Linked DNA regions of Mus musculus: all the other regions are linked to region 1. The links are chromatin loops, found by intact Hi-C in ENCODE. Cell type or tissue: heart. All regions are shown on one strand.

The links. Peaks named below come from ENCODE experiments on the same cell type or tissue, not always from the same donor. Only the 100,000 strongest peaks of a DNase experiment are listed, where the experiment ranks them.
Region 2: it touches region 1 in a loop (7-fold over the local background); 23 of 42 quality-filtered maps call a loop at or near these places.
Region 3: it touches region 1 in a loop (3-fold over the local background); 3 of 42 quality-filtered maps call a loop at or near these places.
Region 4: it touches region 1 in a loop (2.3-fold over the local background); 2 of 42 quality-filtered maps call a loop at or near these places.
Region 5: it touches region 1 in a loop (2.7-fold over the local background); 9 of 42 quality-filtered maps call a loop at or near these places.
Region 6: it touches region 1 in a loop (2.7-fold over the local background); 5 of 42 quality-filtered maps call a loop at or near these places.

What each region holds. Positions count from the first base shown.
Region 1 is chr2:4,490,622-4,495,621 of GRCm38, reverse strand. All of the region lies in intron 4 of Frmd4a (FERM domain containing 4A), which reads right to left. The region is part of intron 3 of Gm39751 (a long non-coding RNA gene); the gene reads left to right. Among named protein-coding and RNA genes, the nearest start is that of Gm39751, 21 kb to the left of the region's middle. In heart, a CTCF peak has its summit at 2,877 (motif pointing right); a DNase peak (open chromatin) is centred at 2,881; H3K27ac peaks cover 2,491 bases.
Region 2 is chr2:4,314,377-4,319,376 of GRCm38, reverse strand. All of the region lies in intron 1 of Frmd4a (FERM domain containing 4A), which reads right to left. Among named protein-coding and RNA genes, the nearest start is that of Gm23691, 64 kb to the left of the region's middle. In heart, a CTCF peak has its summit at 2,599 (motif pointing left); a DNase peak (open chromatin) is centred at 1,086.
Region 3 is chr2:3,346,724-3,351,723 of GRCm38, reverse strand. It overlaps Olah (oleoyl-ACP hydrolase), which reads left to right. Exons shown (of 8, transcript NM_145921.1): 4 at 3,345-3,483; 5 at 4,828-4,927. Among named protein-coding and RNA genes, the nearest start is that of Acbd7, 13 kb to the right of the region's middle. In heart, a CTCF peak has its summit at 2,619; no DNase peak of the experiment used is centred here; H3K27me3 peaks cover 703 bases.
Region 4 is chr2:4,434,229-4,439,228 of GRCm38, reverse strand. The region is part of intron 2 of Frmd4a (FERM domain containing 4A); the gene reads right to left. Among named protein-coding and RNA genes, the nearest start is that of Gm23691, 56 kb to the right of the region's middle. In heart, a CTCF peak has its summit at 2,546; DNase peaks (open chromatin) are centred at 2,618 and 3,968.
Region 5 is chr2:3,543,830-3,548,829 of GRCm38, reverse strand. No RefSeq gene overlaps it. Among named protein-coding and RNA genes, the nearest start is that of Cdnf, 33 kb to the right of the region's middle. In heart, a CTCF peak has its summit at 2,067 (motif pointing left); no DNase peak of the experiment used is centred here; H3K27me3 peaks cover 479 bases.
Region 6 is chr2:4,331,394-4,336,393 of GRCm38, reverse strand. The region is part of intron 1 of Frmd4a (FERM domain containing 4A); the gene reads right to left. Among named protein-coding and RNA genes, the nearest start is that of Gm23691, 47 kb to the left of the region's middle. In heart, no CTCF peak of the experiment used is centred here; a DNase peak (open chromatin) is centred at 1,943; H3K27ac peaks cover 481 bases.

The DNA.
Region 1 (5,000 bases):
TTCCAGCTGTGGGAGGTCCCAGCTGGAGAAATGGAAGTTCACAGTCACCCTTAGCTACATAGCAAGAGCTACATCTGCAGCCTAGGCTACACAAAACCTTATCTCAACACACACACACACACACACACACACACACACACACACACACACACACACACACACAGACACACACACACACAGACACACACACACACACACACACACAAAGCAAAAATCTCTCCTCACAAAACCCAGGCCAGGCAGGCCAGTCTCAGAACCCTTTCTCTGGTCTGTAGACTAAGCGAGCAAGCGATGTGTGTGAAGAAGCTGCTCTGGTGACTGTGTGCAGGTGCCAGTGAACCTGGTGTCACTCAGAGACAGGCCGGTCACCTCCATCAACAGACAACAGCAACTCACTGCAAAGTCAGAGTTAGCAAAATTCCAAAGGGTTACTGAATGGTCCTCATGTGCAAAGCCTGCCAGAGGGGACTGGTCGTTCTCTAGCTGCGCTGTCGTTGTTAAAGGGCAGGCAGAATAACAAACTGGAAAGAAGAGAGAAAACGAGAGGAATAAAAGCAACACAGACAGGGAAGTACTTTGAAAATTGAGCTATTTCAGACTCCACAAATGTAGACTCAAATTATCACATAGTGGAAAAGTCACCGTTAGCCTTCGGGGGAGTCTGCTATTATTCTGGTACTGTGTTCCGTTTTGATAGTGAGACATGGACACAGTGGGGTAATGGCTGACTGGGTGAGTATGGGATTGCACTCCTGGAAGTTTATGCTGGCTCAGAGATCACCTGACAGCCGTGCTTCTGCCCAAGCCACCCCGCAGAGGACATTGCTATAGCTCCTGCTCCCCTACCCCCAGCTCCACCATATATGCAAGCACAGCCCCTCCCCTGAGCTCCTGGGGCACTGCTCAGTACACTTCCCTCAGCCCTGTCATTTCTGACAACCCAGGCCTCCAGGAGGGGTGGGGCATACCACTGTTATCTTTGTGCCTCTAGATCAAGTACAGAGCCTGACATAACTGCTAACTTTGATGCTCAGCTTTTCTTCAGTCTGTCCCACCTTGGTCAGAGTCCCTAAGGGGTAGTATGCTACTTTCTTGTCATTGTGAAGGAACACCTCACAGAAGCAATGAAAAGGAGGAAGGACTCATTTGGGGTTGATGTTTGGAGACACCAGTCCAGCGTGGCAGGGACAGTGTGGCAGCTGAGGGGGCTTTCAGAAAGGTTTGCTCATGTTTTCGTGGATGGTTTAGGAAGCACAGAGCTCAGGCTGGAACCAAGACAAATATATCCTCCAAGGTTTCCCTCCAGCAACCTGCCTTTGCTAGATAAGTCCCATGTCACAAAGGTTCCTCAATGTCCCCAAATGGCAGCACCAGTTGGGTCCGAACATTCAACAAACGTATGTGCGTGAGTGTGTGCGTGCGTGTGTGTGGATGTGTGTGTGTTTGTATGTCTGTGTCTTTCTGTATGTATATGTGTGTCTGTGTCTCTCTCTGTGTGTTTACACATGTGTCTGTGTGTGTATCTCTCTGTGTATGTGTGTGTGTATGTCTGTGTACGTGTGTGTCTGCGTCTCTCTGTGTATATGTGTGTGTGCATGTGTCTGTATCTGTGTGTGTGTGTATCTCTCTGTGTGTATGTGTGTGTGTGCCTGTGTCTGTGTGTATGTGTGTACATGTGTGTTTGTGTGTGTCTGTGCTTGTGTGTGTGTTTCTGTGTGTGTATGTGTGTGTGTTTGTATGTCTGTGTCTTTCTGTGTGTATATGTGTGTCTGTGTCTCTCTGTGTGTATGTGTGTGTGCATGTGTCTGCATCTGTGTGTATCTATCTGTGTGTGCGTGTGTATAATTCAGATTTAAGCCACATCAGCAGAGAAAGAGTAAGGACAAAGAAATAACAAATGATAAGCAAAATGTCATAAAACTTCAGGTGTGGGGTCTCACCCCCCAACACAGCCAGGTTTCAGGCTACTTCCTGTCTTTCCCTGTCTACACAGAAAGTGGATAAAGCATGGCTGCTGATTTGCTTGTCTCTTAATGACAAAAACCCACCAGTGACCTCCCAAGCCTGGCAGGGAAGGCTTATCGCCATAGTAATGTTTGAGTGGAAGCCCACGGGGTCTGAAATAGCCCAGTTTTCCAAGTCCTGTGTCTTTATCCCGTTTGCCTTAGTCCTCAACTAAAGCACAGAGATGTCCTGTGTACCCCCCTCCTCAGCCCCCCTCCTCAGCCCCAGGTTTCTCCTGAAGACTATCTCCTAAGAGCCCAACACTCCACTTCTCCCTTCCGCGCTGCGGTAATGGAGAAGTAAATGAGGCGGCAGCCCTGCTGTCTCAGGCGCCCGCTTCCGTTTTCATGGACGTCTACCATCTGGCAGTCAAGTCCAAGGAGGTGCAGAAATGACAAGCATGGCTAGGAGAGAGGTGGAAGGGAGGGAGAGCAAGAGAGGGAGAGCAAGAGAGGGAGAGGGGAGGGGGAGCGGAGGGGGAAAGGGAGAGAGAGAGAGAGAGAGAGAGAGAGAGCAATCCTCCTCTTGACAGAAATCGGAAAGCAGTTTCCTGTTAACCTTTATCACCAAGACAACAGACTGGAAAATCCTGGAGGCTTGGGGCCTGGCATGTGTTTGTTCATAACCTTGGGCGTTTAATTCATCCTGAACTTTCGATCTGTGCTAGGAAACTCTGAAGTGAAATGTCTGGATGAAAAGAGACCCGAGACATCTCTATTCCCACCCTGGCCGGGCACAAGGTTGAAGAGATTTCTGGGGAAATGAGGGGACTCGATGGTTTGCAAGAAAAGTTGAGGTTGCCCTTTCCTCTCTCCCCCTCCAAAAAACTAGGTCTGGTGCTTTTATGAACATCTGGTTTGTGGTCCTCTGTGTCAGTAGGGGGCACTGTTGCTCCTCCTTAACTGCCCATGTAGGGAAGGGATGGCTTCCTCAAACAGTTTACAAAGAACCTTCTGAGTTTCTGAGTGAGTCCAGGGAAAACAAAAGATGTATCTTCCGCTGCAAGGGTCTATACAGGCAACCCCAAGTCTGCTCGGCATTAACCGTATCTTTACAATGCGTGAATGTCTGGGCCTTGCTGGCTTCAAAGTCAGCCAGTTCATACAGCTAGTAAGCTACCCATGGCCATCAGAGCTCTAACTCTCAAATATGACTAAGGGGCCCAAAGTCTCACTTCTACAACCTCTACTGACTCTCAAATGCTGCCACCATCTCTTCTCTCATGGTCCCCTACCTTTCTGACCAGAGACATGTTCCAGATGACATGGGAAAGGCCCTAGGTTGGAAAGCCCATTGAAATCATAGTCATTTAAATTAGCCAATCCCAAGCCTGTTTTCCCAGCGCGGCAGTGGCTTTCCATAGAAAGCCCAGTAGAGGATACTGCCTTCTTTTCCCCCCTTTGCCTCCCAACTCTCCCGGCACCATGTGACATCACCTCTTCTCCTGGGCTCTGTCACAGGACACTTTCAACCCTTGATCTGTTGGCTTCATCATACTTGAACAGCAAGGCAAACCCCTCCCTGTGTGTGAATGCACTTGTGTCTGTGGAGGATAGAGGAGTGCTTGGCAGAGTCATCTCTCTCTGTCCACCACCTGGGTTCCAGGGAGGGAACTCAGGTCACCAGGCCTGGCAGCTGTCAGGCCCAAAGGAAACTCCATTTCCCTGAATTCTGGTGGCTAGACAAAAGCCAGCATTCCCCAGGAACCCATGAAGCTGCTTCCCTCTCTACCAAAGAGCCATCCCCTTATCACTGGCACAAGGCACACATCTGTGGTGCTTACTCATATACTAAAGTGCACGCTGGCTTCCAGGCTCCCAGCATCACAAGTACAAGCACACATTTCAGAGTCCATGCTAGCATCCTGGCTCTTCTCAGCGCTGCCTTTAGCTCATGGGCTTCCCTCCCCAGATACTCACTTCTCTTTATAGCCCTGCTATTTCAGCACCCCCTCTCCATTTTGCTCCATGTTGGTCTTCTCCTTCTCTTTCTCTCTCCTCTAACCCCATGGTCAAAGCCAGTCTGCTGGTCGTGTTCTATTGCCTTCTCTGCTCTATGCTCTTCCAGATGCCTCTGGCTGTTTTCTTCCTCACACCTATAATAAACCCTTCCCCTTAACCATACCTTTGAGCTGGCCATGCCCTCAGCTTATTCAGTCTTACTCCCCCCCTCCCCCGCCCCGCGCCAGTCATTTCTCCAGCCCACAAAATGTACATATTAAAATAAGTTATTTTCCACACACACCAGGGATAATCTTAGTGCTTTCTTCTGAGCTGAAAGGAGCAACCGTCTAGGCTGAGGTCAAAGCCAGCCAGAATGGTAACCTCCAGGAGCCATGTCACACCCACAGCAGCTCAGAGGACTCGGGACTCAGTATTTTATCCTAGTCTGAAGTTGAGGTATGTACTCCATTCTGGTTGCTTGAATGATTATACATCTAGACCTGCCTGCAGCCTTGGGGAATGGCATCTCTTTTTTACCTCACAGAGGCTATGAGCTAAGGCTGTAACACACTGACCTCTATCCAGATGACGTCAGCCAGCGAGAGCTCTGCCAGGCCCCTGCCCTGCTGCCACTCTTGCAGCTAGCTACCTCTTGGCACTTGGGGAACCACTGAATATTTACAGCAAATGTTAATTAAACGGGCCAGTGGTTTCATTTTGTAATGAACACAAATGTCACATTTGGAACGCTGACTTTCGGTGGTGAAGAGGGGGTGATAATAATGTGGATGGTAAGCTGTGGATTTCTGCAGCCAAGTGCCTCTGATGCTTAGGATTTCAGAGGCTTTACTTTGTAACCAGGGACCCAGCTGAATTAAGGCAAGGTCGGGTTAGCTAGGCACCTCCAATAAGACACCATTGTCCTTTCAAGGAACAGGAAGTAGCAACTATAGTCTCAATCACGGAGAGAGACATCTTCAGGGCCAGAGAATCTTCTTCTAGATAATAGCCAGTCCCTTGTTGTCGATTTCCTATTGTTTATTTCAGTTTGTT
Region 2 (5,000 bases), 180 kb after region 1:
TAGGCTAAGCTGGCTGGCCCATGAGCCCTAGGGATCTGGCTGCTACCATCTAACCATTGATAAGATTATAGGAGTATACCACCATGCTTAGCTGATTTTACATAGGCTCTGGGAGCCAAACTCAGGTCCTCATGTTTGCAGGACAAATCTTTACCAACTGAACTATTCAACAATTCCTCCTTTGTTTGTTTGTTTTTATTTGAGACAGGATCTCATGTAGCCCAGGCCGACCTCAAAATCTATATGTAACTGAAGATGAACTTGGATTATATGTATATACCACCATGACTAAATCATGCAAGGATAGGCAGAGCCTGCAGCTCCACGAATGCTAAATGAGCACTCAACATCCTCAGCCCTAAAGGCTCCTCCTCCTCCTCCTCCTCCTCCTCCTCCTCCTCCTCCTCCTCCTCCTCCTCCTCCTCCTCCTCCTCCTCCTCTTCTTCTTCTTCTTCTTCTTCTTCTTCTTCTTCTTCTTCTTCTTCTTCTTCTTCTTCTTCTTCTTCTTCTTCCTCTTCCTTCTTCTTCTTTTTTTCGAGACAGGGTTTCTCTGTGTAGCCCTGGCTGTCCTGGAACTCATTTTGTGGACCAGGCTGGCTTCAAACTCACAGATACCTGCCTCTCTCCTAGGTGCTGGAACTAAAGGCATGTGCCAGCACACCTGGCTTATTTGTGTTACATTCCTGCCTTTACAGTCGTCACTCACTTTTTTTGGGGGTTTTTCGAGACAGGGTTTCTCTGTGTAGCCCTGGCTGTCCTGGAACTCACTTTGTAGACCAGGCTGGCCTCGAACTCAGAAATCTGCCTGTCTCTGCCTCCCAAGTGCTGAGATTAAAGGCATGTGCCACCACCGCCCGGCTAAAGTGGCTTCTTAATGATATCATATTCTGGTCTATAGGATGCTCAACATTAGCAATGAAGCCATAAAAGGACAGTGAGTGAGTCATTCTCTCCTTTGTCCACATGGACTGGAGGACTCCAGGCCAGAACACTGAGATGAACATTTCAACTGTTTTGGCAGGAGTGATTCATCCATGGGTCACAGACTCATCTATCCCTTGACTCTTGTCCCTGACCACAAGGAAACCACAGCCTTATACACCCAGTTCTTTATCTCTGAGCTCAAAGAACACAAATGTTGCTGATCAGGGGACCCGACTTCCTGTCATTAAGGAGGACATCCTACCACTTAACAGCAAGATCCTAAGCCAAGCCAAAAGCCTGATGATTTGGGCGTTTGATTCCCACCTACAATTAACTAGGTCACAGCTGTAAGGAAAGAGGAAAAAAGAATTACACCCTAAAGCAAGAGGACTTACTGTCATCTGTGACTGCAAAACAAACACTTAGGGCTTCCCTTCCCCTCCTCTCCATGCAACAAAAACAAGTATATTGGGGACAGGATAAAAAAATGATATGGAAAGACTATGGAAATGTCTCAGAGGGTAAGAGTGCTTGCCGTGTATGCATAAGGACCTGCGTTCAGACAAATTCCCAGCACACGCATAGAAGCGGGGATCTGAGTGTCTCCAATTGAGAGTTGGAGGACAGAGACCACGAAATCTCAGCCAGCCATGAATCCAGCCAGCTCAGTTGAAATGGAGAGCTTCAGTCTCAGGGAGAGACCATCTTAGGGAATAAAGGGGAGCCTCACAAAGCAGAACAACCAATGTCCATCTGAATTCTGTGCACATGCTAAGACGTGTACACACACACAGAGGCACACATGCACATTCACACATACACACAAGCATACAAGCACGCATGCATGCACGCAGTTAGGAGCTAACGTGACAGCTTGCTAATGTGTAGTCTCAAGCCTACTTATTTGGTATTTGTTCAATATACAGAGGAGATGAATATATGCAAGCACAGTCTGCTTCTAATCTGTGTTGAGGACTTCTGTAAGATTAGACAGAATCTGGAAAGATCCACGATTGCTTTTGAAAATTCCGGAGTTTTCTGGGCTTTAGATGGTTTAGGTCTGTATGGTTCCCTCCTACTTTGGCTCATAGGAATGTCTCCTAGACCTTGGTGGGCACTAGAGAGGGAGGGAACACTCTTAAGTGTCCACAGTATCCAAGGAAGTAATGCATTTCAGAAAGGGCCACCTCAGTGTGCTGAGTCCCTTCTGGTTACCTATGACCACCAACCAGCATCGTGGATTTTATTTGTCATGGGGTGAGTTACACAGTTGCTACTGATCTCATCCTGAATGGTCATATAAGCTAGTCATAGTAAAGATAATTATTGATAGTTGATGGAGAGAGAGAGAGAGAGAGAGAGAGAGAGAAAGAGAGAGAGAGAGAGAGAACAATGATTTATGTGTGATATTTGAGACCTTGACCACTTTAAAGCATCGTCTGTAATCCCCAGCCTACTTGGGAACCTGTGAGAAATCTGTGTTTGACAAGATCCCAAGTGACTCCTTCATACATAGAAAACACTGCTTACCATAGCAGCCTAGGGTAATGACTTTCAGAAACTTTGCTTTTAGCTATGACAATCTCTGCCCCCACCCCCAAGTAACTTTAGTAGAGATAGATCTCACAAGCACAGGGGGCAGGGGTCTGAGTCTTTTCTGCCCCCTAGTGGCATATCCATCTCCACCAGTTCTTCCAGTACTCTGCTGCTCTGGGGGTGTTACGGGCCCCATAGGTCCTTCCTCCTTCATCTCCCCTCTCTCCCTCTGCTCTGGGGGTGTTACGGGCCCCATAGGCCCTTCCTCCTTCATCTCCCCTCTCTCCCTCCTTCCCTCCACTCCTCCCTCCCTCCCTTCCCTTGAGTCATGCAGGTGATAGAACACATGGACTCAAGCATGCTAGACAAACGTTCTATCAGTGACCCACACCTCAGCATCAAAATTAGATTTGCATCCCCAGTAATAAATAAATATGTGAACACACAAATACCTAAGTAAATAGGGCCAACCAATCAGACATATGAAACAAAGAGTTCAAGTTCAGATTCCAGGAACAGATATGGGGGGATGGGTAAGAAAACAAACAGGGAAGGAAGGCCCTTAATATATAGAAAATATAAAATAAAGAGACCGAGAAATGGAAGTGGCCCCACAGTGAATATCATAGAGAGAACACAGGACAGCAGTTATGTTACATTGGGGTTTTAGCTCGACAACCACGAGATACATGAAAACATCCATGTTTATCATAAATTAAACTCTATGCATGTGTATATGTTGCTGGGACTGAACGAACACAGGGCCTCATGCACACGACGCAAGTGCTCAGCCACTGAGCCACCTCCCCAGCCCTCTGTCTGCCTTTTAAATGTGGAGGCAGACTCTCACTAAGTTGCCCAGGCTAGCCTTGCACTGATTCTAACCCAGGTGATCCTCCTGCCTCAGCCTCTAGAGTAGACGGGACTGTAGGCCTACATCTTTAGGCTGCATTGCCACTGTAATTTGAAGATCTGCTTACTCTTGCGGTCCACTCCTCTATGAAGGATACTTTCTCAGTAGCTTCAGCATCAAGGGACATTCCAGTGTCAACTCACCCCAGATCCCTTCTGGGGAGCTCTCTGGATTCAGATTGTCTGGACTTGAACTCGAGGCTGGCCCATGTAACCCTGGAAAATTACCCTTCATAATTTTCTTTGTGCATGAATTTACTGCTGGCCATGTTCTTGAAGGCATGAGACAGAATCAGTCTGAAGGTATATGGGTCAGAAGGAGGTGAGGGAGACAGGGACACAGTGAGTGACAAGCCATTGGGGTGGTATTGTACCTACTCTAAGGGGACACCCTTACTGTGCTTCCCAGATGCCCAGTGACGGAATCTTCCTTCTTACTCGCCCCCAGGGGCCAAGTCTGGGGAGTGCATGAGAGAAGCAGAAGAGGAAATGTATAACTCAATATTTGGTCCTTGATTCTGGTTCATGCAGTGAGGCCCTTCCAGTGGAAGTCAGGAAGTTTGCTCTGTGTCCATCCCTGGCCAGTGTCTTGGCCACATGATAATCATCAGGGAGCCCTGTCTTGCTTCCTGCACTTTCTGCAGGAAGTGCAAATATGGGGACTGGGTATCGGGATAGCTAGGCATGGTAGACACATGCCAGGACAGTGACAACTCACATCTCCAGGTCTGGGGCTCTCAGACACTGCCAGGTGATAGCATCACCTCTCAGGTCTGTGTTGTTTCTCCTGTCTGAGTAACCCTGATTGTGGTGGAAGCATCTTAGCCTTCTGCATTTTGTCCCTACCTCCCCGCTCCCCAACCCCCACCTCACGAAAACTAAGATAATATACTAGGTTCCAGTAATGGGTGGTTCTTGGACATTAAGCCAAGGTGTGTATCTGGAGGGGTGTAAAGCCAATGGTTCCCTGCTCCTCTGGAAGAGATACTGAGGTGGGTTCTCTGGTGGTGAAGGGGCAAGCACGTCTAATGGAACGAGCAGCTTCCCCCGAAAGCACTACTGTACACAGCAACCTTCCTACTCTGTAAACGCAGCTTTCTATTGGTTCTTGGCCCTAGCTCACACTCCGAGGCAGCAAGCTTTGCCCAGGGAAGTGATTTTTGTGCATAATATGCTGAGAGACGCATTGTGACAATGTGCCACTGTTCCAATGGGGACCCCACCTACAGCGTAATCTCTGTGCTTCCCTTGAGAACCCCTTCATTTCAGGGTATGCTGAGACTCCAAGTCCCTCAATTATACAATGGGGTGAGGCACAATGGCTTTGTACTGTCAGGGCTTAACATTTCAAACGAATTCATGCCATCCTGGGAAGAAGAAGTACTGCCTTGTTCAGGCTGTGGTATTCCCATGTCTCAGCTTACCCTGGGGCATTTCAACACACCTGCTGAGACAATTCCTTCTGCCAAAAAAAGGAAGTTGTAGAGTGGTAGATTTTGTTCTACCTGGCCCCCCTCCCCCCGCCGACTCTGCCCTCAATGATCTGTGTTTTCATTGTGCCAACGTGCCCAATAGAAACAACACACAGGGAGAAGCAAAAGCACTATGATTCCACACAGCATAGAGGG
Region 3 (5,000 bases), 1.1 Mb after region 1:
ACTTCCTTAGACTTAAGGAGCCCCACGATGTTCCTATCCAGGATGGAACATTTCAGTTTAAAGGCAATTGCTATGTAGCATTCAGCCTTTAGAACCACTAAGAGTCCATTTCAGAAATGTTTGAAGCTTCTGTCTCCAAAGGTACCTTGTCAGATGTTAAATACAACCTGTGATTTTTTTCTTGTTTTCACCTGTTCCAGTTTGCTTCCTGTTGCTGTGATAAACACAGTGACCAAAGACAACTTGAAGAGAAAAGGGTTTGTGTTAGCATACAGGAGTCTATAGTCTATCACTGAGGGAAGCCAAGACAGGTATTTTAAGCAGAAACTTATGGAGCTCTTCTAAGGCCCATGTTTAGCTACCTTTCTTCTATACCCCAGGCTCATCTGCCTAAGAATGGAACTGCCCAGAGTGGGCTGAATCGTTCTATGCTAATTAGCAATCAAGAAAATGTTTCTCTGCGCAGTGGTGGCATACGCCTTTAATCCCAGCACTTGGGAGGCAGAGGTGGGTGGATTTCTGAGTTCATGGCCAGTCTGGGCTAGAGTGAGTACCAAGACAGACAGGATTACACAGAGAAACCGTGTCTCAGAAAAAAGAAAGGAAGGAAGGAAGGAAGGAAGGAAGGAAGGAAAGGAAGGAAGGAAGGAAGGAAAGGAAGGAAGGAAGGAAGGAAGGAAGGAAGGAAACAAGGAAGGAAGGAAGGAAGAGGAAGAAAGAAAAGAAAGAAAGAAAAGAAAAGAAAAGAAAAGAGAAAAGAAAAGAAAAGAAAAGAAAAGAAAATGTTTCATTGAAATGCCCCATAGGGCAGTCTGATGAAAGTCATGACTCAGATTATTCTTTCTAGGTGTGTCAAGTTGACAACCAAAATTTGCCATCACACCATATTTTGGTAGAGCTTTCCCAATCTTTTATGAATCCCTTGGTGTTCCCTGAAACTCTTCTATTACAACATAGAACTTGGTTTTGTGGCATGCCACCATCTAAATGTCTTTTCTCAAAACCGTAACCACCCCCAAATAAAGAAAGAATGAAAAAGAACAGGAGCCCTTCGTTTAGTACAGTACTTTAGACTAGACAAATCTCTGCATCTGTAGAGCCATTCTCACAGAGGACATAGGTTACTACTGTCTGTACCCTCTTGAGCCCCTGCCAAGATTTGATTTGCTGTTGTCTTGTTTCAAATTTGTCAGCAAGCCCAATACCACCCTGATTGGTTCTCTCTTATAAACGATGTATTCATTTGAAGTTTTAAATATTTTCTATCTTTAATTCTCAAATGTGCTCTCTCTCTCTCTCTCTCTCTCTCTCTCTCTCTCTCTCTCTCTCTCTCTCTCTCTGTGTGTGTGTGTGTGTGTGTGTGTTTAGGCCAGAAGTCAACCTCTGGGTTATCCCTCAGAAACTGTCTGCCTCTTTTCTCAGGGTCCCTCACCAGGACCTCAAGCTCACTGATAATGCTAGGCTGGTTGGTATACAGCGAGTCCCATGGACTCTCGCTTCCTGCCTCCCTAGCACAACACATCAAGCACCTTGCTAACTGAACTATATCCCTAGCTCCTAGATTCTAATGTTTTAACTTAATTATCATGAGTCAGTTTTCCCAGTCACTAGAAACCTGATTTTGGATGAGATGCAGTTATTGAAGAAGGCTCATTTTGTTTGTTTTAACTTTTAATACTATTTGGGGGTGGTGGATGCAGAGCCTATGTGGAGGTCAGAGAACACCTTTCAGGAGTCATCACAGTCAAGTCATCAGACAGAAGGGGCCCTTACCCTCTGAGCATCTGAGTTCTTTCACAGGGAAGTTCTCTTACTTTTCTTAGATGTTTTCTGATTGTTGTTGTTTAAGGTTTCTTTTCTGTTTTTATTTTTTGAATGTTAGTGTTTTATCTGGGCACCATGTCTGTGAGATGCCGGTGGAGAGCTGAAGAAGTTGTTGGACAGGAGTTACTGATGGTTGTGAGCCATTGTGTGGGTGCTGGGAATCCAGGCAGCCAGCGCTCCAGGCCCTTTGCAGCCTTGTTTTCTTTTCCGAGTCCTTTCCTTTCTCTTTTCTGGGTCCATACATACTTTGCCCTGTTTATCACAGGGAGAGGTTAGGTTTGGTTTTTTTTTTTTCAGTTTTGAAATAACTTTTGTATTTTTATTCATTTTATTTCCTGGCAGTCTTCATCCAATCATTTGGATGTTTCTAGTCAGAATTTTATTCTATCTTGTTTTTTTTTTAAAGATTTTATTCATTATTTATTTATTATTTCATTGTCATTGTCTTCAGACCCACCAGAAGAGGCCATCAGATCCCATTACGGATGGTTGTGAGCCACCATGTGGTTGCTGGGATTTGAACTCGGGACCTCTGGAAGAGCAGTCGGTGCTCTTAACCACTGAGCCATCTCTCCAGCCCCTAGTCAGAACTTTAAATTTCCAGATTACTGTGATTATTTTTTCATTTCTTTTTGGAGTTAATTTGCTTTGGGGCATTGCTCCCCTGTCCCTCCTGCCTCCTCCATGAGAGCTTTATTGAGTATTTTCACTGGCCAGAGACTCTGATCTGCCACTTCTGCATCCTCGGGATGGAACCAGTTGCTAGCTCCGTTTCTTAGTTCAGGAGTGTCCTCTTGTGTTGATACAGTGAAGTGCAGTTTAGAGAAAACATTGGCACCTTGTTTCTGTAGGTTGCTGGTTCTATAGTCTTCTTAATGGTTTGATATTTCGTTTCTATAGAATTTCTGCCCCAGCCATTTCTTTCTTCTGACATTTTACCCTTATAAGGAAGGTGTCTTCTTGGAAGTGTCTTCTCAGCTTGCCTCTGTCCCCTCAAGAATTCTAAATCCTTTACTTATGGCTCCCCCAGTACTTACTGCAGACCTCAAATTGTCCATTCACTAAAAGAAGAAAGCCCTATGATTTGTGTACGAGTGGATCTTAAAGACATTATTGTTATACTTTTGTTTACTTGAGATGGAGCCTGTTTAGTTTGATTTCTGTTTATGTGATAAAACACATGACCCAAAGCAACTGAGGGGGCGGGAGAGTTTATCTGGCTTACACTTTCTGATCACAGACCACTGTTGAACAAAGTCAGAGCAGGAAGTGAAACAGGGATGTAGCATCTGATGCTCTCATAGATGTCAGAAGTGTGTCTCTTACTGGACCCCAGATCCAATCCAGCTGACAAGCAAGCTTGGCCTCACAGACCCCATGCCAAGTTAGAGCACTACGATTTGCTTCTTTGAAATTGGTCGCATTGTGTAATATAGGGCTAAGGCTTTTCCATCCATTTGTCTGAGTTAACCTGTTAACCATCTTCTCTGTTTGTGTGTAACCTGTCTGTTAACTTCCAGTGCATGCTGTAAGACTGGCTGGGAGAGAAACCCGATTTGAAGAACCTTTCTCAAATGACATCTACCAGATAGCTGAGGAAGTTGTGACTGCCCTGTTGCCCATCATCCGTGACAAAGCTTTTGCATTTTTTGGCCACAGGTATTTAGATCTTGTAAGCAACCTGCGTGAGTCTTAGGATAGGTGCTCAATGCTAAAGCACTCTCCTAGTACACTTAGGCAAGTTCCTACTTTGTGTTTTTGAGACACAGCTTTTTCTTCTATTAAAACAGAACATTGGATAGTTATCACCAACCACAGGTGTTACAGTTCTCCATTTGTTAGGAGATACACCTAGAAGGAAGACTCTATCAGAACCTTCTATTTATTTTTCAAATTAAAATATGTATGGAAATAATATGTATTTACCAAGACCTAATTTCAGGCCACAGTCTTGGACAAATTTCTTAGGCCTTTAAATTAGCTGGAGGGAGTAGTTCTTATCTATGGAGATTAAATGACCAGTGAAGGCAGGACTGGAGAGAACGTTCAGAGGTTAACAGTGTGTTCTGCTCTTGCTTAGGACCTTAGTTTGATTCCCACCAATCACTTGCTCACATCTGCCTGTAACTCCAGCTCCTAGGGATCTGATGCTTCTGGTCTCCATAGGCAGCTGCACTCATGTGAACACACCCACACACAGACATGTATGCACACACATAATTAAAATCATATAAAATATTAAATTAATAGTAATCATAAAGAAACCAGCATATTTGGATAATAAAAGAATAATCTTTACACAGTATGCAATCACCTATGCCAACAGAAATATAAACTAACTTCAAGACTCTCTCTCTCTCTCCCTTTCCCTCTCTCTCTCTTTCCCTTCTTCACCTTCTACCCCCCTTCTCCTCTCTCTCCCTCCTCTTCCCCACTCCACCCTTGCTTGCTCTGTCTCTGTCTCCATCTCTGTCTCTGTCTCTCTCTCTCTCTCTCTCTCTGTGTGTATGTGTGTTATATGTGAGTGTATGTGTGATGTGTGCATGAGCCTAAAATATATGGGGAGGTGGGGGGTGACCATGGGTGTTGGTCCTTGCTTTATTGGCTAACTTTTATTTAAGATGGGATCTCTCAATGGCCTGAGATTTTACCACGGAGGCCAAGCTAGCAGGACCACGATTTTTCAGGGGTCCTCCTATCTCTGTCCCTCATTTTTGCACTGTTGAGATTTCAGGCCCGAGCAGCTGAACTCAGCTTTTTACATTGGTTCTGGGGATTGGAACTCAGGTCCTCCTCACAAGTGTGAGGCAAGTGCTTCACAGACAAAACCACCTCTCAGGCTTGAAACACTGCTTACAAGCATCATCTGTAATATGCTTTCTGCAAACCAGATAACATCCAGTTTAGCTTCTGCCCACCCAACAGTTACCGCTGTGTTTGTGATACAGGGTTACCGTGAGTTTTCCCAACACTGTTATCATGTTTGCCTCTTTCCTGGTTTAGTTTCGGATCCTACATTGCTTTTATTACTGCACTGCACCTAAAGGAGAAATATAAAATGGAGCCGCTGCATATCTTTGTGTCCAGTGCCTCTGCCCCTCACGTAAGTTCTGGTTTTCCCGGGATGGGGAATGAAGAGGGGAGTGGAGTACTAATGATTGGGCTGTTGCTCTCCT
Region 4 (5,000 bases), 56 kb after region 1:
GTGTCCCCTGCCCAGGAGAGGGAAGGCTGTGAGGCGAAAAACTGATAAAATGTAGGGATGAGGAGGGTAGTGACAGATGAAGGAGCCATGAGTGCAGACCCTTGGTTGATTGGAGACTCAGGGGCTCCTTCTCAGAGCAGATGCAAGAGGACGATACCTAGTTGTGAGGAGGAGGGGCCTGGGTACTGGGGTTAAGTGTGGAGGTGGAGACACCGCTCAGGGAGCCTGTCACAGAGTCTCGAAAGCAGCTGGAGGCATGTGACAGGGGCTATAGGATTTGAAATCCGTCCAAACAGCCGGGAGGGGTTAATACTTAGCTCTCTGCTGAGTGAGATAGGGGAACTGCTTGAAGGGCTGAGAAGTTATTGTATAATGAAAGAAGAGTCTAGAAACTCTGCGCTAACTGTGAGCCACTTTCTGTCCCTTCCTCTACTCACTGTCATACTCGAGGATGCTGTCTCCCCCTGGGAATTGGACTTCCATCCCTCTTAATTCTAGATGTGATAAGTCCCATCAAAATGGATACATGTGCCTCCACATGTCTCCCAGGATCCTTCCTTATCAGACAGTACAGGGTTCATGGGCAGAAATGCTGGAAAGAGGAGAACTGTCTACACCATCATGGAGTAAACAGTGACACACAGCCCATTTGTGAACAAGAACCACTGGTGGCTAAACTTGTAATGAGTGTTTGGTGGTCTCAATATGAATGACCCCACTGGTTCATATAGTTGAATGCTTGGTCCTTAGTTGGTAAAACTGGGAAGGATTGGTAGGTGTGGCTTTGTAGGAATGGACGTGACCTTGTTGGAAAAGGTGTGTCACTCAGGATGAGCTCTGAGGTTTCAAATGCCCACACCAGGCCAAGTCAGTCTGTCTGTCCCTCCCTCCCTCTCTCCCTCCCTCCCTCCCTCCCTCCCTCCCTCCCTCCCTCCCTCCCTCCCTCCCTCCACCTGCAGATCATGATGTAATGCTATCAGCTGTAAAGTTCCAGTGCCATTCTTGTCTGCTTCCTGCCATAATGATCATGGACTAATCCTCAAAACCTATAAGCAAGACCCCAATTAAATACTTTATAAGGTTGTCTTGTTCATGGTGTTTCTTCACAGCAATAGAGCAGTAACTAAGACAGAGTGACACAATCTAAACAGTGATTGATGGTCGCTAGCTACTGATTCTTAGCCCAAAGGGAAGGTGAGCTGGATCACCACAGCATCCAGGTCTCTGTAGTCCATATATGGCTCTACAGCCAGACAGCTCAGCCAAGCACGGGAAGGACAGGATGGAGAGTAGGCATCTCCAGCATCTCCAGCCCCAGGGATGACTGGTTCAGGACTTTGGTCACCTAGCAAATATACCTAGGAAACTGGTATCTGAGTAGGCAAGCTACCACAGTCGACATGAGAGTTACCATGCAAACCAGCATCAACCCTAGCTGTGTAAACCCCTGGGTGCCTTTGTCACGAATCCTTTCCACAAAGACCAACTTCTCCTCACTATTTCCAAACCTCTGTTAAAGGTACACACAGAGGTGTGTGTTTGTGTGTGTGTGTGTGTGTGTGTGTGTGTGTGTGTTTCATTTGTCTCCTCTATCAACAAAATTATTCACATTCCGCTGAACTGTGCTGTGTGGCTATGGGCTTAGCTCTGTTGTTCACCTCATCTCTTCTCATCCCTCCTTAGCAAGGAACTCATCGTTCAAATCCTCTCATGAGGGTCTTTGTGCGTTCTCTTACAGCCCTACCCAAGAGGATCTGTGGAAATGGTTTTGTGAGGGACTTAGCAGTAAAACCAGAGCCAAAATAAAAGGACAGAGAGCAACTTTAGCTAGCTTGCAAGGAGAAGAATTTACTACACCCTCCTCCTACTTTGCTCACTCCCCCTTCAACTTCTGCTTTGAGCCAAATATCAGCAGTGCTCATTGAGTAGATTTGTAAACCAAGCTAAGATCGGTTTCAATGAAGAAATGGAACATACAAGGGGAAGCAGGAGGGCTTGGGGGAATGGGAGCTCTATAGTGGTGTTGCTAGGCAACCAAGGTCCTGGACCAGTCATCCCTGGGGCTGGAGATGCTGAATGGCCTACCCTCCATTCTTGTGCTTGGCTGAGCTGTCTGGTTCTGGAGCCACATACGTGTGAGGGAGTTCCCAGATGGTAGCATCAATCTGGTATGTTCTGCTACTCTGCCCTGTCTCATATCCCCCAGGGAGACTGGCTTTTGCCGCCTTTGTTTTCCTCCAGCACAGAAAGAGCTCACTAGCTCCCCCACTCCCACTCCCACTCCCGAATGTTTTTAAAAGTCCTTGCTGGAGAGGGGGGAAGGTTTGGCATCTTCTAGCTCCTCCCCAAAGGGGAAACTATTCATCTGTGCGTGCATACCTCATGAGCTGTTTCCTATTCCTTCACGCTGTTAAATGAACTCTCGATGACATATGGAATTACCATCACGTCATCTGGCTATACTCTATCGTCACATTTGTTTGCTTTACCATGTGCCTTTAAGATGTTAAATATTATTGGCCACCCCCAGGGGCTGGGGCGACATCTGGTTTGCTCATTTGGTAGTGTGCCTGCTTCACAGAACAGAGCTTAATAAATGATGCTGGCAATCACTCTGAAGGTAGAGGTCAGCTCACGGCGGCGCTGTCCCGCCCGCTCTGGCTCGTCTTGACAAGGTGGCCTGAGAGATCCAGGACAGACGGTTTATGATGCTGAGTCCCTTTGTCTACTCCTTGCCTCTGCGTGCATCCTTAGCCCTTGGCTGAGGCAGGGACTCCTGGTGAATGGAGCACAGAAGGAAGCAGATGGCAGATACGGGCCAGACTTCAGCAGACGGGTCAGCCAGCCAATCAGAAGATACCACCTGCCTACCCTGTTCAGCTGAGAAGACATGAAATCAACTTGTCTTGTCTTTTTTTTTTTTTTTTTGGCAACATGTGCTTTGAGGGAATTCCTGGTTTCTGGTTTGCTCGGGAGAAACCAATCCTTTTACATTTTTTAGAGGATGTTATCTGTGAAGTGTCTGTGAGGGTAATGTGTATGTAGGCATGCATGGACAAAGTCTGCTTGTTTATTCTATGTGGCACTCTTAGAGCCAGACATATTTTTAAAAAGTTAGTTGTACACTTGCTTTTCTAGTCCATAGTAGGCAGCGTGTCAACTCTGTCTCCAAGTACTACTTTACTTAAAGCCCACGTTAACTTCCTTAATCCTTAAGACCAATACACACTAGTGTCTGTGTCAGAGAAAAGCAAGAATGGTAACAGTCACCTCACCCTTCTGCCATACCAGGCAGCCCTTACCGCTACCAGAGACACCTCAGGATAGCCGTGACACTTTACGAACTGGTGGTTTTCTTTTTTAGTGCCCTCCATGCCGGGGTTCTTGAATGTGGACATCGTAGATGACCATGTATGTCATGATGTCAAAAGGTTGGATATGCCTAGATTAGAAACTGAGTTCAAAGCAAAGGAAAGGGCTGGGGAGATAGGCCAGTGAGTAATGCTCTTGCCTTACGGGCTTGCGGACCCTGGAAGCTCCTGCCCTAGGGACCTGTTCAAGAGTAGGGGCACAAAGTAATGGCAGGCAGCACTGTCTTGTTACCTTCCTAACTTCTGTTGGGAAACACAGACTCCTTAGAGTCTCCCGGATTCTCAGAACCATGGGATTCTCAGAATCACGGGTTCCTCTATTTTACAGGAAGTAGACAGTTTGAAATTTTCTGTCACCAGCCACCAAAAGACTGGGTTAGAGGGGACAGATGTGGTCTTCCTTAGCATGTTGCCTCCCATCCCACTGAAGCTTCATAAACACAGCAGCAATCTCGGGGAATGGTGGCCATCTGTGCAGGCGGGGAGGACTTCAGTGTGTAAAGCTTTATTGTGTGAGGTGACAAAGTTGGCAGAACAAAATATCCACTCATGAAAAGTGATGGGAAAAGCAGAGACGAGACCGTCCAGGCTGAGAAGGCCAACGTCTGTTTCCTTGAGCTTGTCTTCCTTTCCAGTGGGATGTGGTCCAGTATCCTAAGCCTGCAGGGAGCCTTGCTAGGAAGAGCCACACCTCCGCCATTCAATTCTACTGAAAATGAAGTCTATTTTTAAAACGCCCATTGTGGAAAGGTCCAGAGCCATCCCTGGGATCAGCTTCCAAAGCCCCATCAATAGGCTGACAGCGTATGGAAATCCATCTACACTTCCTTAAGTTCTTCTCACCAGCACTAAACACATTTTCTGTGTTTGGTTTTAAGATCTGGCCAAGAAGTCCTGGCTGGCCACTGTAAACTAGGCTGGGTCTCAAGCCTCCATCCATATTCCTGTGTCTCCTGAGTGCAGAGATTACAGGCAAGCATTACTATCTCCAGCGTCCCCCATCCCCCTCTTCTTCTTTTAAAATGCTCCTGCAAATAGGAATTCCAATCAGAAGAAAAAAAATAATTTTAAAGGAGCCACAATAGGAAGACAAAGCTCGAGAAGCCAAACTGAACACAACATGCCTGATGTCCCAGCTCTGAATGCTGATGCTTCAGGACACAGATGGGGTGGCATCTCCTCTAGTGAAGGTTTTCTGGTCTGTCTTGTTTTTCCTTTTAGGAAATACGTCAGCTTTAGGATGTTTTGATGACAGAACAAGACACTACAGGTTGAAGGGTGACCAAGGTGCTACCTGTACCCACCCATGGTGTGGATAAATATTCACCCAGCAGTTCCTAGAGGGACTTGAGGACATAAGGAACTACATGGGTGCCAAAATGTTGCCTGGGCATTTAGGATAAACCCCTCGAAGGTGCTCCATTGCCTTCTCGTCCTCCCTCCCAGGGGCCAGGCTTCACTTACTACAGCCATCGGGATTTGAAAGTCATCCAGATTTCACTCAGTAATACCAAGCTGCTTTCCAACTTAAGCATCCGATGGCAGAAATGCGGCCATACTTTTTTTTTTTTTTTTTGGCCTGGAAATATCATGCTAACAGTGATCAAGTTTATGTGACTGCATGAAATT
Region 5 (5,000 bases), 950 kb after region 1:
CAGTGTACTCATCAGATAGATAGATAGGTAGATAGATAGATAGATAGATAGATAGATAGATAGATAGATAGATAAAATCTTTGAAAAAAAAGTTTCAGGATGAACTTAGAATCATTTTGCAACAACACTACAATGTGAACACAGGGAGTTGTGACTTGCTAAGAGTCAACATGAAAGGGTCTACTGTGGCCATTCCAGAACAAAATAGGAGAACAAAATAGCAATGATACAATTAAAACTGAATTGCCATCCAAACTATAACAATAGAACATACTAATATAAAATGGGGAAGAGAAACAAATACTTCTTACAGAGAAATGCAGATTGAGATGGAATTTATAGAAAACTAATATTAGATGCCCATGTCATCTGAGATTTACTTCAAAATAATGGGTTTTAATTCTCCTGGGAGAAAGATCAGCCATTATAACATTAATATCTTCTGAGGCCATTGGCATCAGGTGATGGATTACACACTACAGGTTTGTATTAAAGATGACATGATGGGGCTGAAGAGATGACTTAGGGATTAAAAGTACATACTGCTTTGGTATCCAAGCAAGCTGAGTTCAGATCCCAGAACTCACTTGTCATGCCTGGCTGTAACTTCAGCTTCATGGGATCCCTCACTCATATCTGTCTGCTGCATGTACCTGCACTCCCATATACATACTCATATCCAAATGCATGTGCATATATATAATTTAAAATAAATAAAGCATAGTGAAGGCCTATACCCATAAATATAGGCAGAATAAGGGAACCAAAACTAGTAGGCAAGGCATTCCTATCCATGGGAACTCCGTGGGGAGGGTGGCATGAACCCAGGTACACAAAGCTGGAACTTGGGGTCAGGGAGATGGCATCTGCTGCACAAATGTGGGGATCTGAGTTTAGATCACAAGAGCCCAGGAATATTTAGATGCAATGGTGTGTGTCCATAATCCTACCATTCCTACGGCAAGATAGGAGGTGGGGACAGGAGGAGCCCCAGAACCTGTGAGCCACCTAACATTGCCAGCTGTGAAGAAGAGACCCTGCCACAAACAAGGCAGAAGTTGACACTGGAGGTTGTCTTTTGATACCCACTTGTATGCCATAGCACATGACTATGCACACATGCATAAATACATACATGTACATTATGCAGAAAGAGAGAGGAAAGAGCAGGGTACAAAGAGAGAGACAGAAAGCTGGAACTCTGGAAGCAGGCTGCTGACTGACTGGCTGCTTACTGGTCAACTGCTGCCCCCTCATTGCTCAAGCCAAACAAGGAACCAGATAAAGGAATCCAGTAGGTACAGCCCGCAAAGGTCAGCTTCCTGAGATGCACAGTGGAGCAAGAGTCACATAAAACTGTTCCAGAGGGGCAAACAGCATGTATGACTGCCTACATTATGGCAAGATGGCAAATTTTAATTTCTGTCACATAGGGGAAAATGAACTGATGAAACTCATCATTGTCCTGGTAGGCTGTTATTTCACCTTAGGCAGGAGCATCTTAAAATCATGCAATTTTAAGAAACTGAAACCATATAATCAATCTCTCAGGTTTTGGCATGTGCCGCACATTCAGAGAGAATGGGCTTTGTGTGTCTTATTCATTTATGCAAGAAATTGGCTGGTGCTGTATTAAGGATATTCACAAAAAAAAAAAAAAAAAAAAAAAAAAAAAAAAAAAGATATTCACAACTGCACCTGAGGATGGAGCTCAGGGAGAGGGCTTGACCAGAATGCATGAGATCCTAGGTTCAGTTCCCAGTAGTGCCAAAAGAAAAAAAAAAAGTAAGAAAAAATTTGTCAGCAACTAAGCTAAAACAGTTTTTTATGTTTATTCACAGTGAACCAGAAGATGAAAATATTGTTTTGTTATATCTGTTCTCCTTATCCTTTATCTGATAAGATGTTTCTTTGTCTGCATTGTCCTGTACTCCCTGATAATTCAGAGAGGAGAAAATCTGTAGAGATGTCTAAAGCAACTGAGACTGCACCTGCTGCTTCTACAGAGTAAGAAACTAAACCTGGGAAAACCAGCTGGCCCGCTCGACAGACCGCCACCTGCTGGTGGCTATGTACTATGCGCTGTTCCTTGGATTTGGTGATGTGTTCAAACATGCAGGGGGCTAAAAGTCAGAGACCTTGTGTTCTAGTGTCAGCTCTGTCACCAAATGACAAAATGTCCTTGAGCAAACTGTGTTGCTCTCTTGGCTTCTGTGTCTTCAGAGGAAAAGCAAAAAATCTAAAGCTGTATCTTTACTATCAGACATGTCTAAAAGCTTTTCTAGTATCAATGAGTTCCAATATTTCATTAACTTAATGAAATGATTTCATTTTAAACATGCATCCCTCAATTGTTGTGTGTGTGTGTGTGTGTGTGTGTGTGTGTGTGTGTGTGTGTGTGTGTAAGTTGTGGAATGCTAGTGTATATACAAATTATCAGTTGTTTAACGAGTGACTCAGAATGGCCAGCAGTCCATGCTGTGTGTGTCAGATCACTGAAGGACAGCTCATAAGGGGCAGTTCTTAGCGGTTCCATGAGCTTCCCTCTATGAAGGCTTAGGGAGATTCTAAGTCACCCTTAGAACACATTGTAACTAATCAGTCAGTCTCACTAAAACTACTTTCTTATCACCTTCAACAGCTGGGCTCAGAATGATGACAGAAACCTCCCTGTGTGTTTCCCTTCCTTTATCTAAATTAGTTATAACCAGAGATTACTCTGAGATCTTCAAGACTCACATAGCAAGAAGCTAACAGGCCACAAGAGGATGTACCCCACACCTATTAGATTCCTCTTAGTTCCTCTTCACTGTCTCCCAAACCCCTTCATCACCATCTTCCTGAAAGTAGATGTTCCCATCTGTGCATTGGGAAGGTTATTATACCAACTTAATAACATCGCTTATCTAGGTTATGGTAGCAAAGGAGTCAACACAAGACAAAATGCTTACCTAAGGGGATGCATCAATGGCTTTAGGCTAGGTAATGCATGGGCTCAGATGCTTGTATACTTTAGAAGCAGTGTCACTGAGAACACTGGGAAAACTTCTTCTATAGCCCCTGAAGCATTTAGCTTCCTAAACTACGTGGCATTTATTCTGAGTCCTAAGATATGCATAGGAATGAATTATACAGAAACAGAGGGACACATGGAGATGGGAAGGGACATTCTATGTAGAAGTAGAAGTACACAGTGAAATCTAGAAGCCAAAGAAAGTGCAGTTCCCTTAAGACATACCAGTCCTTCATATGGCTAAAAGGTATAGAGGTGAGAGGTTGCATCCTGGCTGTAAGCCTCAGGGGAGGGGAAAGTGGTCCTTCTCTGCCACACTAAAAAGATGAGCTTCATCCTGAAGGCTCTTGGGATGCACTGGAGAAATAAAGCAGCCTAAATACTAGAAGATATTGTGAAGGCCAAGGCCAACATTGTATGAATAAAGAGTGGCCAGTCTGAACATCTGGTTCCACTAGACAGATCAGCTTAGAATGGGTGAATATCCAAGCACTTCTCCCTGAGATTCTGTTTTCTCTAGATACTCTCCAGTCAGCCATTTACATAGAATTCATCAAAGCTCACACTTCAACAAGTAAAACACTCCAAAATTTCTAAAAGTAACATGATAGTGTTAGAAGAAGAAAAAAATAAGAGGAAGAGAAAGAGAAGAGGAAGGGGAAGGGGAAGAAGAAGACAGTATATGGCTTCTTGTTGAGACTTTAAAATATCTACATAGTTAAAATATACATTCTATATCATATATAGGCACATATACTTAAATAAGGTAGCATTGCCTCCAAGTGTGGGAGTCTGGGAATACAGATAGTATTCAAGATATTTTGCTGTGAGGTAGCGACATGGGGCCATGGTTAGTGAATTGGTGAATCTATCTTAGATTTTGTTTTCTTCCTATCTATAGGTAAGGAGAAATAGAGCATATTCAGATGTTTATGAGAAGAATTAAAAAGAATGAAGAAGACCCAAGTTGTAGGAGAGGGAAGGATTGAGACAAGTTTTAGAGAAAATAAAAATCACTGAACACAGCTATGTAATAAGAGGAAAACAGCTCACACTCATAACACTGGGAGAAGTTAGTGGGAGTAGTCAAAGGTGTTCTTTTGTGATGACTTCTGGTTTTTAAATTAGAGTCAAGGCCATCAGCTAAACATCATCAATGAGACAAACCAATCAGAAGCTACTGGACTTCCAGGAAAAAGCAGAATATGGACAAGGTCCTTGTTAGCATTTCCTCTAGGCTCTGCCCAACAGTTAACTAACAATGGCCAGGTAGGTACTAAGAGCCAGACATATAAGGACTGCTTTCCCTTCCCTTCCCTTCCCTTCCCTTCCCTTCCCTTCCCTTCCCTTCCCTTCCCTTCCCTTCCCTTCCCCCCCCTCTCTCTCCCCCTCCTATTCTCTCTCTTCTTCACCTGTCCCCAGCTGGTCTTTTCCCTCTTTCTCCTCTCTCTGTTCTTCTCTGTGCCCCATTCTCTGCCTCTACCCTCTTCCTTATGTTCCAAACAAACTCCCTTTTATACTAAGCCTATCCTAAAGCTGATTTCTCAGAGGGAATGCTTAGGCATGGGCCCACCCAGGCTCCCTTCTGCCACTACACCATCGCCTTTAATAAAACAGAACAGTCTTCTCTGAGTATAGGAGAGCTAAATAACTCAGAAAACAAGGAAGGACTACCAGACTCACTGAAGACTCCCTAGGATGAGGCACAGAGTTGGTTACAGACAGTTCTCATGAGTGGGAGCTTTTCTCCATCCATGGCCAGTTGTCTGGGTGTCAGGGAAGTCTAGGCAAAAGGTAGATTCTACAATAATTCAGTAGGGAAGTACAGGGCCAAAGCCTGGTGCCAGAGGTTGCAATGACTTTAATATTGCTAGTCATAGTGAGAAGGAAGTAAGGGCATGGGATAGATGGGTTGGTGTGTTATAAAAATACTAGGTGCCCACATCCAAATGCTAGCTAAACGATGAGATCAACATGCTTCACAAAG
Region 6 (5,000 bases), 160 kb after region 1:
GAGAGAAAAACAGAGTTTTTTTTTTGTTTGTTTGTTTTTTGGTTTTTGGCAACATTCTTCTCGTGCAGTTAGTTATTCTTTGAATGTCTCTCAATGCTGCTTTTTGTTGAAATGAAATGATCATGTTCTTGACAATTCCCCATGAGGCTTTGAGCTCCTGAGGATGAAGATCATATCATTTTCAATGTCTCTTTAAGCCAGCTCTGCTGGCCAGTGGACATGAAGGTCTCAGGGCAGGTGGGAGTTGCCAGGACTTGATAAGTCTATTCTGGAAGGCATTTGGACCACCCGTGGTCCAGCACAGGTTTGAAGCTTTTGGCTTCCCTTCCTTCTTCCAACCCCCTCAGTTGGCTCTGGAGTATACTAACCAAGCCCTGTTATCCTAGACTGGGGTTAGCGAACTAGTTTAGACTTGCCATCCCGACCTTCCTCCTAGCAACTGCTTTCTGGGACCACTCATGGGAGTCAAGTTCAAGTTGCAAACAGGGCTGTGTAGATCAGAAACGACTTCTCTCCTTGAGCCAACCAGCTTAGCTTGGCCAGGGAGGGACCAGGGACAAATAAGAAAGCCAGCCCTCCAGTCCCAGAGGCCCACAGGCTCAGGTAACATAACTGCCACTCAGCAAATGGCTGCTGAATTGAATTGGACTAGATTGAATTGTGGTTACACGGGAATGTTTTCCTGGGACTGGCGGCTAATAAGTCAATATTCTCTTCAATATACTTCAGCTGTTAATGGAAGGCCTGAAAAAGTCTCTGGGGAAACAAGGGGCTTGGCTACCCAGCTCCCTTGATTTTGAAGTTTAATTTTACTTTTATTTTTAATTGTATTTGTGTGTTTGTATATGTGAGTGTACATGTGGGTAGCTATATGTGCACATGTGTGCATACACACGTGGAGGTCAGAGGTCATATTAGATTGTTCCTCCAGAGCCACCCATCTTAGTTTTTGAGACAGAGATCCTTACTAGGACCTGTAAGTCCCAGAGTAGACTAGGTCTGCTGGCCTGTGAGACCCAGGGCTCTGGCTGTCTCTGCTTCACCATTGCAGAGATTCAAACCCTATGCTACCCCTCTAGGCTTTTTATGTGGATCCTTGGACTTGAACTCAGGTCTTCATGCCAGTGTGACAAACACGTTACCAAACAAATGATCTCCCCAGCCCTTTGAAGCCCAATGCTCTATATCAGGTGATAACCTGACAAGACAAAAGAGAAGTAAGAGGGTAAGAGAAGATTTGCTAAAGGCCAGGAGCCGGGTCCCCAATCTCATTTGTAATCACAGCAATGTCTGCAGAGACAGAATTATCTAGACCAAGTTATCATTCCAAATGCCAGGATGGAGACGAGGCGGCACTGGCCTGGAAAGTAACATTTCAGGAAAGCTTCCGATTTCATCAACCTGCAGACTTCCCCTTCCTCTTGAGTCTCTCAGCACATTTTGTTTTTGTGGTCCCCCAGAACTCCCTTAGATTCATAACTTGTCATTGAAAAGATTAAGGTTTTTTTTTTTCCCATGATGGTTGTTCATTTTTGAGAGATTTTCCTCAAGTTTATTTTACACAAGATTTATTGGTGACATAGCTGCTGTTTCTAGTAACACAAAGGTTACTACAAAGGTATGCCTCCTTCAAGGACAAGAATTCCAGAAAAAGCGCATCTCCAGAAACTGTGTCTATAATCAGAGAAGGGGCCAGGACGGGGAGGGAGTGTCCATATGAAAGCCATCTAGCACCTGGGGCCTGGCTACCAAGGAACTGTCCCTGATGCACCCCCCCCCCCCCCCCGCCCCCAGACATTGTATGTGGGGAGAGGAGCATGAAGCCTGGAGCTATTTAAACATCGTGGTTCATTAGGGGATTATACACCGCCACATCACACCTAGAAAGTACAAATCCAGCTGTGTCTGCCTGATGCCAAACAGCGTGGTGAGCCAGCAAACGGGGAAAGAGGCCAAGCCTGCTCAAGTTGACTTAATGAAATAAACTGGGTTGCAAAAAGCTGTCAGCCAAAGAGAAGTCTGTGACTGCCCTTTGAAGAGGAAGCCAGAAGAATTTGGTTTCCCTCCCCCAGCTCCAGCAGACTGGTCCCTCTCAGGGTGGGCTGGAGATCTCAGGACTGACACCTCCCTGGCAAGTGGGAATGCCACCAATCTGAACTGTTGGTGGCTGCAGGAAACAGATACTTCTGTCTTCCTTTTGGAAGTGTTCCACATTTCCAGACAACTGACTGTGAAGTATCAGCCTCTTGTGCAAAGTGTCATCTTTGGGCCAGGGCTGATGCTCAGGGGTAGAATGCTTGCCTAGTCTGTGAGACCCTGGGTTCCATTCCCACCATTGCAAACAAGGAAACTGAAGGGCTGAAGAGATAGCTCACCGAGGAAAGTGCTTGCTGGGGCTGAGTTTGATCCTCAGAACACAGGCAGAAAGCCAAGTGTGGTAGCATGTTTGTAACCTCCCATACTGGGGAGGTAAAGTAAGATCCCCGAGGCTCCCTGGCTACACAGTCCAGTTGAAATCTGCGAGCCTCAGATCAGAAGAGGACTTCTTCCAAACAGCAGGTAGGTAAACTCCCAAGGAAGGCCATCCAAGGTTGTCCTCTGACTACCACACTTACATGCATCCATATACACAGGTGCACCCTCACAAACCTATGTCCCATCCATGAGATAAAACCCCAATAGCAAATTTCTCATAGGTTTGAGTGAGACATGGGTCCAAGTGTTTGATTCCAGAGAATCCTGTGTGAGTGAGCCAACACAAGGAGAAGGGGCTGAGGAAAGCCCCAGGGTTCCTCCTTGGTGCTCTTGCCTCTCAGCCTTCTGCTGTGAAGAGTCACATCTGTCTCTTACCCAAGAATGTCACCACATGTAACTTGTGTGCACATTGCTCAGAAAACATCAGACCTTGCTTGGGAATCTGGAACCCATAAAAAGCACTTGCTTAGTCTCCACAGCCAGAGATACCATGCTTTAAATCACTGGCTTCTGCCACTTGCATGCTAGATGAATTTAAAGCAACATGCATTCTTTAATAACCCCGTCCTTCAGCTGGTGACCCTCTTCTATAGGGTCACCTTGCAGACTGAACTTAGAGCACCTCACATGGGCCCAGGCACCTAGGAAGGGATGTTCCATTAAGGTTATCCAGATCCTAATTGATGGCAAGGTGTTCCCCAGCCTCAAGGAAAGATGCTGGTCACTCTTGATCCTCCTCTGTTACCTGTCCCCCTCCCCCACAGCAAAGCAAAGTGAGCTTTGGTCCTACCTGGTAGACAGCATTGGGGATGCACCACGGTTTTAACATCAGCTGCAGACGATGTAGGTTTCCTTCCCTGCAAGTCCTTAGTAGCCGGCAAGCAAGGTCCCAGCTACATGGTACGTCTTCAGAGCCCAACAGCCCAGCAGCCATGCCAGCTCCAGGCCTTGCCCTGGCCCCTCTGTTCCCAGGCCTACATACGGGGGTTGTGTTCCTTTAGTAATGCAAAGTCCCAGAGTCACTGAGATCTAATCAGACAAGGCAAAAATGCAGTCAAAATGATTCTGCTTCCCCTCGCTCTCCTCTCCCACTACCTACCCTGGCTAATCTGGAGAGACTGTTTTCTTGCAAGGATTAGCACACGTCTCCCAGTCTCTGGGGACCCTGCAGGCACCAGGGAGGAATAAACCCTGGCCTGCAGATAACCACCTATCCTTGTCTCTCTATAGTCCTGCACACTGCTGGCTCTCTGGCAGGTCCAGACAAAACCGAAAAGAGTGTGAGGCAGAAACATTCCAGGGCGAGAAAGTGGCGGGGAGAGAGCTCCAGAGTCCGTTGCCAGTATCCCCATGACATTCCAACGATTTTTCTTAACTCTCCGAGACTTGGAGAACCCAGGAGTTTCTGCACGGTGAAGCCAAATGTTTAATTTTATATCAACACTGGAGCACTGGCTATTTTTCTGGGTTACTTGTAAGGCACGGGCCATTTTCCTTGGAATCATACTAAATTTAGGTTGGGATAGAAAGCGAGGAAGCTTATATCATGGATTTAATAGCCACATCCACGATTATGGGGGAAAATGGAGAAAGGAGGTCACAGCAACATGTATCATTTTTTTTTTCTCCCTTAAGATCTATGACTGTGCAGGCTGTTTGATGGATAAACCATACATAGAACTTAACCTAAGAGAAAGACAGTCAGGTAAATGGGTTGCAACTGCTTGTGAGCTCAGCTTCCCTTTGGTTGGCTTTTTTGGGGGGTGGGGAGGAAGATAGATTTCTTGCCATTAGATCAGGCTAGCCTAATACTTGCCATATGTCCCAGGCAGCCCTGATTTTGTGCCCTTTATGCCTCTACCTCTCGAGCGGTCGCTGCTATGAAGAGCATGCAGTACCACATTTGGCTGGTTGACAATTATATTCAACCATGTTTCAGAAAGATTCCTGCTTTCTAAGTCAATAGATTGTATACCAAAAGGTGAGATTCCAAAGCTTATAGGGACAGTAAGGAACCTGGGAATGCAGTGAGGATACAATCTGTATGACTAAGGCAGGTCAAGGGACTGGGCAGATGATAGCATTAAGTTCAATTTCCAGCAACTGCAGGACAGTTCACCACTGTCTGTAACTCCAGTTCCAGGGGATCTGCATACAGGCAACACACTACTTCATGTAAAATTAATAAATCAACTTAAAAAAGGAGAGATGGGTGAAGTTCAATCTTAATATTACTTAGATTGAATCATCTTAAAAGAAAAAATGCTTGGTTGATACTCAGGCATAGCTTTCTTCTGTGCATCTTATTTATTATTCTTTATTTTCTCAACTCTTACCTTTATTATCTTCTATAACCTCCTGGAATATCCTGGAGTTAGACAAGGTTGAAGTTGGTCCTACCATTTCCTGAAGGGACCAGGACAGATTGATTGTCTTTATGATGTATTCAGCTGTGGAATGGAAACACTAGGCACCTCACTGGGCTGTTTCAAGGATTAACCAATAGCACAGGGCACGTGGGTGGG